Linked DNA regions of Homo sapiens: region 1 is linked to region 2. A link is an interaction called in ENCODE POLR2A ChIA-PET data of the cell type or tissue named here. Cell type or tissue: IMR-90. All regions are shown on one strand. Each heading gives the region's core, and the rest is flanking DNA. Links, peaks and the distances in the headings are about the cores only.

What was found. ChIA-PET counts read pairs that join two places held together with the same protein. Peaks named below come from ENCODE experiments on the same cell type or tissue, not always from the same donor. Only the 100,000 strongest peaks of a DNase experiment are listed, where the experiment ranks them.
Region 1: POLR2A ChIA-PET joins it to region 2 with 10 read pairs; 5 of 35 experiments call an interaction of 5 or more read pairs at or near these places.

Annotation. Positions count from the first base shown.
Region 1 is chr2:11,402,539-11,405,459 of GRCh38, forward strand. It overlaps LINC00570 (long intergenic non-protein coding RNA 570), which reads left to right. Exons shown (of 3, transcript NR_047499.1): 3 at 1-539. Among named protein-coding and RNA genes, the nearest start is that of LINC00570, 10 kb to the left of the region's middle. In IMR-90, for the core only: no CTCF peak of the experiment used is centred there; a DNase peak (open chromatin) is centred at 1,403.
Region 2 is chr2:11,189,598-11,192,518 of GRCh38, forward strand. ROCK2 (Rho associated coiled-coil containing protein kinase 2) reads right to left here. Exons shown (of 33, transcript NM_004850.5): 31 at 2,854-2,921; 32 at 2,551-2,764. Among named protein-coding and RNA genes, the nearest start is that of SLC66A3, 36 kb to the left of the region's middle. In IMR-90, for the core only: no CTCF peak of the experiment used is centred there; no DNase peak of the experiment used is centred there.

The sequences.
Region 1 (2,921 bases), core at 290-2,789, 210 kb after region 2:
AGACTCATAGAATTCCCCCACGGGTCCACACAAGAGAGAATGAATAGAGAAGGCTGCGTGCTGGCTGGACCAAGGCAGCCTCGGGTGACACCACCACCACCACCGCCGCTGCCGCCATCGCCATCACCACTGCCGCTGCCATCACCGCCACCACCACCACCATCACCACCACCATCACCACATTATGGACAATAGCCCAATGTTTCCTGAGTTCCCTAGAGGGTTGAAAGAGAATAGGACCTAGAGAGATCACATAGTTGGGACAGGCACTCATTAATTTGATCCAATGACAAGAGACCAGATGGGAAGAAGGATGCCTTGAGAGATGTCAGTGTGCACCCATGGATAGAAGCAGCTGGTGACTGGGTACTTGGGAAGCCACATGGACACACACAAAGCTCCTGGAAGACGTTTTCAAGGAGTTGGGCTGTGCTGGGATCCAGAACTGGCTGAAGAAACCATGAGCTGACATAAAATTTCTGCCACCTAGCAGAATGGAGGCTCCATTTGGAAATTAAATTATATACTTAAAAAAACTATAATTGCTTCATTTCTTTTTTTTGAGATGGAGTTTCACTCTTGTTGCCCAGGCTGTAGTGCAATGGCACCATCTCAGCTCACTGCAAACTCCGCTCCCGGGTTCAAGAGGTGATCCTGCCTCAGCCTCCCGAGTAGCTAGGATTACAGGTGTGCGGCCACCATGCCCCGCTAATTTTGTATTTTCAGTAGAGACGGGGTTTTACCATGTTGGTCAAGCTGGTCTCAAACTCCTGACCTCAAATGATCCACCCACTTTGGCCTCCCAAAGTGCCAGGATTACAGGCATGAGCCACTGCGTGAAGCCAAATGCTTCATTTCTTTTTTTCTTTTTTTTTGTTGAGAGGGAGTCTCACTCTGCCGCCCAGGCTGGAGTGCAGTGCCGCAATCTCGGCTCACTGCAAGCTCCCGCGTTCACGCCATTCTCCTGCCTCAGCCTCCCGAGTAGCTGGGACTACGGGCGCCCGCCACCACGCCTAGCTAATTTTGTTTTGTACTTTTAGTAGAGCCGGGGTTTCACCGTGTTAGCCAGGACGGTCTCGATCTCCTGACCTCGTGATCCGCCCGCCTGGGCCTCCCAAAGTGCTGGGATTACAGGCGTGAGCCACCGCGCCCGGCCTGCTTCATTCCTTATACATCTGAGTTGGCCATCTGAGATTTTGTTTCTACTACACAGCACTACGGCAAGGATTACGCGAAACCACCTAGTCCCTAGTATGGTTCCTGCCATGTAATCAGGACACAGCAGATCGCAGCTGGGTATTTTCCATTTTCCTCCGGATCTGCTCTGCACCCTTCTCCACTGGCCCTCAGCTGTGGGAAGCTGACCTCATGGACTGCAGGCAATGCGCGTAATTGCCCTATGGGAGGCACCAACAGGAAATGGGAGGGGCTGGGAGGGAAGAGCTATGAGGTATTCACTCTGTGGGTCTGGCAATGGCTGTGTTTCTCTCAGCTCCTGCCTGGTGGCCCCCTCCTACCGGCAAATCTCTCACTGAGGTTCTGCCCGCTCTCTCTGCTCCTCCAGGCGTCGGGGTGGCAGGGCATTCCTGCTCTTGCTGGCCTCAGATGCTTCCCTTCTTGTGTACCCTTAACCTGTGCCCACTTCTGTAAATAGTCCCTTCATTACACTCTTAGGAACTACCTCTTTGGAGAATGCCACTGTTTCCTGCGGGGACCCTAGATGATACAACTGTTATTAGTATTACCTTTAGTTTGAGATCACATCTGATTCTCTGTGTGATCCTGTGGAGTCGGTGACCCTTTCTGAGCCTCAGTTTCTTCATTTCTTAAATGTGAATCCAATACCCCCAGCTTTCGCTTTCCTACTTCAGAGGGATATTGTGGGAATTAAACGAGTCAATACAGGTGACAATACTCTGGGAAAAAAATACAATTGTGACCCTATTATTAGAATTATTAAAAGTAACAATAGTAGTAAGATTGTTCCTGCCCAGAGATCTCTTCTGATCCCCCTCTCTTCACTCCAGCACAATAGCAGTGACTCAGTCTTTGGTCCTTGGCAAAGCCACTGTCCTTTTCTGCAAAGTCTTATGCTGCGGAAAGATGAAACTTTGTGATCAGATACAGCACACAATTCTCAGAGCTGCTGCCACCATTTGACAAATGCCACGGGGTTCTAGGCTGTGCTGCAGCCCCTCAGAGCAGACCCAGGCCTGCCCTTGCAACCTCTGGGCTCTGTTTGCTGCTCACAGAAGACTGCTGAGAACCAGCCTGTGGCCCTGGCTGAAGCCACTGAGCATCCAGGATCCCTCCCACCTGAGTAGCAGGTGGATAAGGCCTAGCTTAGTGAGAGCTGGTGTGGACTCAGGTTGCTCCAAGCTCCTGGCAGGAAGAAAATTGCTAGTGGGGCATGCATGGCCGGTGAGCTGGGATAGCCCCAGAGCGGAGAGCGAGGACAGCAGCCCTGCTGGGGGCAGTTTCACTTTGCTGTGCCTATTTTAAAACAAGAGCATGTCCCTTGAGAGCTTCTCCTGCCTCTCCTTCCAGCCACTTAATCCATCCGGTGTTTCCACGATCTCCTCTTCCCAATCCAACCCGCCACCAGGCCTGTCAAGGGACACCTGGAGTAGCAAATCTCATTGGTGGCCTCTGCGTGATCAAGATCTTGCCCGGTGTGGTGGCTCACACCTGTAATCCCAGCACCCTGGGAGGCCAAGGCGGGCAGATCACCTGAGGTCAGGAGTTCAAGACCAGCCTGGCTAACATGGTGAAACCTCGTTTCTACTAAAAATACAAAAATTAGCTGGGCGTGGTGGCATGTGCCTGTAATCCCAGCTACTTGGCAGGAGAATTGTTTGAACCTGGAAGCTGGGGGTTGCAGTGAGCGGAGATTGTGCCACTGCACTCCAGGCCTGGGCAAC
Region 2 (2,921 bases), core at 129-2,628:
TAATACTTTCAAATGACATACTGCAACCTCTGTTATTCTCATCTATATACCATTCAATTTGTATAAGTGACTCTTAAAATGTGACATTCAAAATGGAATACTGGCCAGGCGTGGTGGCTCATGCCTGTAATCCTAGCACTTTGGGAGGCCGAGGTGGGAGGATTGCTTAAGGCCAGGCATTTGAGACCAGCCTGGGCAACATAGGGAGACCCCCATCTCTACAGAAAATAAAAACAAAAAAAAATTAGCCAGGTGTCATGGTGCATGTATGTGGTCCCACCTACTCTGGGAGGCTGAGGTGGGAGAATAATCAGTTGGGCCTGGGAGGTCAAGGCTGCAGTGAGTCATGATCGTGCCATTGCACTCCAGCCTGGGCAACAGAGTGAGACCCTGTCTCAATAATAATAATAATAATAATAAAATGCAGGTTGATTGATTCATGTAAGAGATACAGACACAATGCTAGGAGTACATGAAACAATGGAGACTCAAATGCCAAAAACAATGGAAATAATGTTGCAGATGTACAACAAAATCCAAATTATATTATAAATGTGACCACCTTTATGTTTAGAATTTCAAAGAATGTATTAAATGAATTTTTTCACAAAATATACACTACACATTTTACAGTCAATTTTGATATTAGTTTTATTTACATGCAGATATGAGGGAAAGAAATCCTTACTACTTACCGTTGCTATGACAAAATGTGTTTTTTAAAAAAATCAATGAAGAATGATTCACAGGGCAAGGCCAGAAGTTTTTTAAAAAAAAAAAAAAAAGTAACAAAAATCAAAAGTAAATGTACTCTCAAATAGACCATAATGCTGATTTGGACTGGGAAAGGAAGGTATTTGTAAGTCAGTGTACATAAAAACAGCCTGTTACATAACTGGGAGCGTGCCTCATAAACTAATTCCATATATGTTATCGTATGTAGTGAAATCATTAATGTGTCAAATAGCACAAAAGAAAAAAATGTATCAAAAGGATATTTGGAGTTATTATAGTTCTAGATCTAGACAAACCCCTTCTGGAGTCTTAATCAAAAACAAATATAACAATACCTATTCTATTCCATAGGACTATTTTAAAGAGCAAATGAGATAATATATAAGAAGTTAAATGAGAGAAAAGAATACACAGAGAAGTACTTTGGAAACTGAAATCACTACACACTATAAGGTATTAAAATACCATTTAAGCATTAATAGTTCTACAATATTAATAATAGAAATTTAATTTTCAGATGTTTTACAGAAGGCACTTGAAATGGCCTTCAGTGTCTCTGAATTCTGAGTTTCTTTAGCTTTAGTCAATAATCATTAATTTTGTTTAGTTTTATCATACCTCACACAAAATATTCAACATTTTCACTGCTGAAACACCAATTCTGCCTTTGTCATTCTAAATTATTTCCTTGAGAGATTAGTTTCAGAAAGTTTCATCTAAGATGTTTGTGATTAGAATTTCTGACAATACAGCCAATGCTATCAATATTCATATACTGAAGGTCCTGTGTTAGGGAACCAAAAGGATACCTGAAATCAGATACCTGATCAAAGGATATGCTTTTTCCTTTAGCTAACCAAATTCTTGTGTTCATTTCATGTTCAATGGATAGCAATGTTTATAAATGCTGAAGTAGTTAGTAAGCCAAGAAATGGCTATTGTGAATCACGATATTTAACTAAAGGACTTTCACATAGCTATCCGAAAATGGCTCCATCAAAATGTTTTTGTGCATAATGATCATCCCTGACCTTACTCCATTTTCCTAACTCTACCTCAATTCCAAGGAATAACCACTTTACCCATTAGCTAATATTTGCATTTTTAAAGCTGGTCTATGTTGCTGTTAAAATCACACTCAAGTTACTGTTTTAAATTTATAGATTTGATTTAAAACTTAAGCTGATTTTAAACCTGCCTCCCAAGTCACCCAACATAATAAAAGCTTATAATATGAAACACAGTGTGTGCACTTGACAATGTGAGGTCTGTGTACAATGTTAATTCTATCTTTTAAGTTATTAAATTACTCAAGTGCTTATAAAAGCTGAAAATTATATTATTATACAGTAAGTCCTCACTGGACATCATCGACAGGTTCTTGGAAAGTATGACTTTAAGCTAAATGAAGTATAACAAAACCATTTTCTTCTCATCAAGGTTATAACAGAACAATTTTGAAGGAAACAACTTAATTCCAGGACCAGCCATTATTTTGCTTAAAGTTGTAAGTTCTAAGAACCTATGGACAATGTTAAGTGAGGATTTATTGTACAAATAAACATAACAAAAATCTTTAAAGATTTTTGGTTGAATTTACTGTATGTGTGTGATTTAGTAAGTAAGTTTATATTACTTTCATCTGAATCGATGAACATGACATGCACATTAAGACAGTTCCAACATTTGGTATTCCATAGTTAACTAAAATACAAAGCAAAGGAAAACTAATTAGGAAAATTTGTAGTTTGAACATAAATAGCAAAATATTTTAATAGACTTTTTTTTTTTCCTTACCACATTTTAGTTTATTACCTAGGTTTGTTTGGGGCAAGCTGTCGACTTGGCCGTCTAATAGACTGGTTTTGCTGTATCTTCATTGAAGTTCTAGGAGATGATCGGGCAAAAGGGTCTGGAGCTGGGGGCTTTTTAGGTATCTTTTTCACCAACCGACTAACCCACTTCTGCTGCTCTTCTGTAGAATTTGCTAGTAATAACAGATTCTTTGCCGTTGAAATATCATAATATACTATAAAGAAAAATTAGAAAAAAAAATTAATGTGCTTAAAATGATCTGAACATAACCAATATCGATGGAGCAAGTAATTTATCATTTACCTTTGCAAGGTGCTATAATCTCCTCCTTTTTGTCCATATGATCTTTATGACACTTAATATGGCAACGG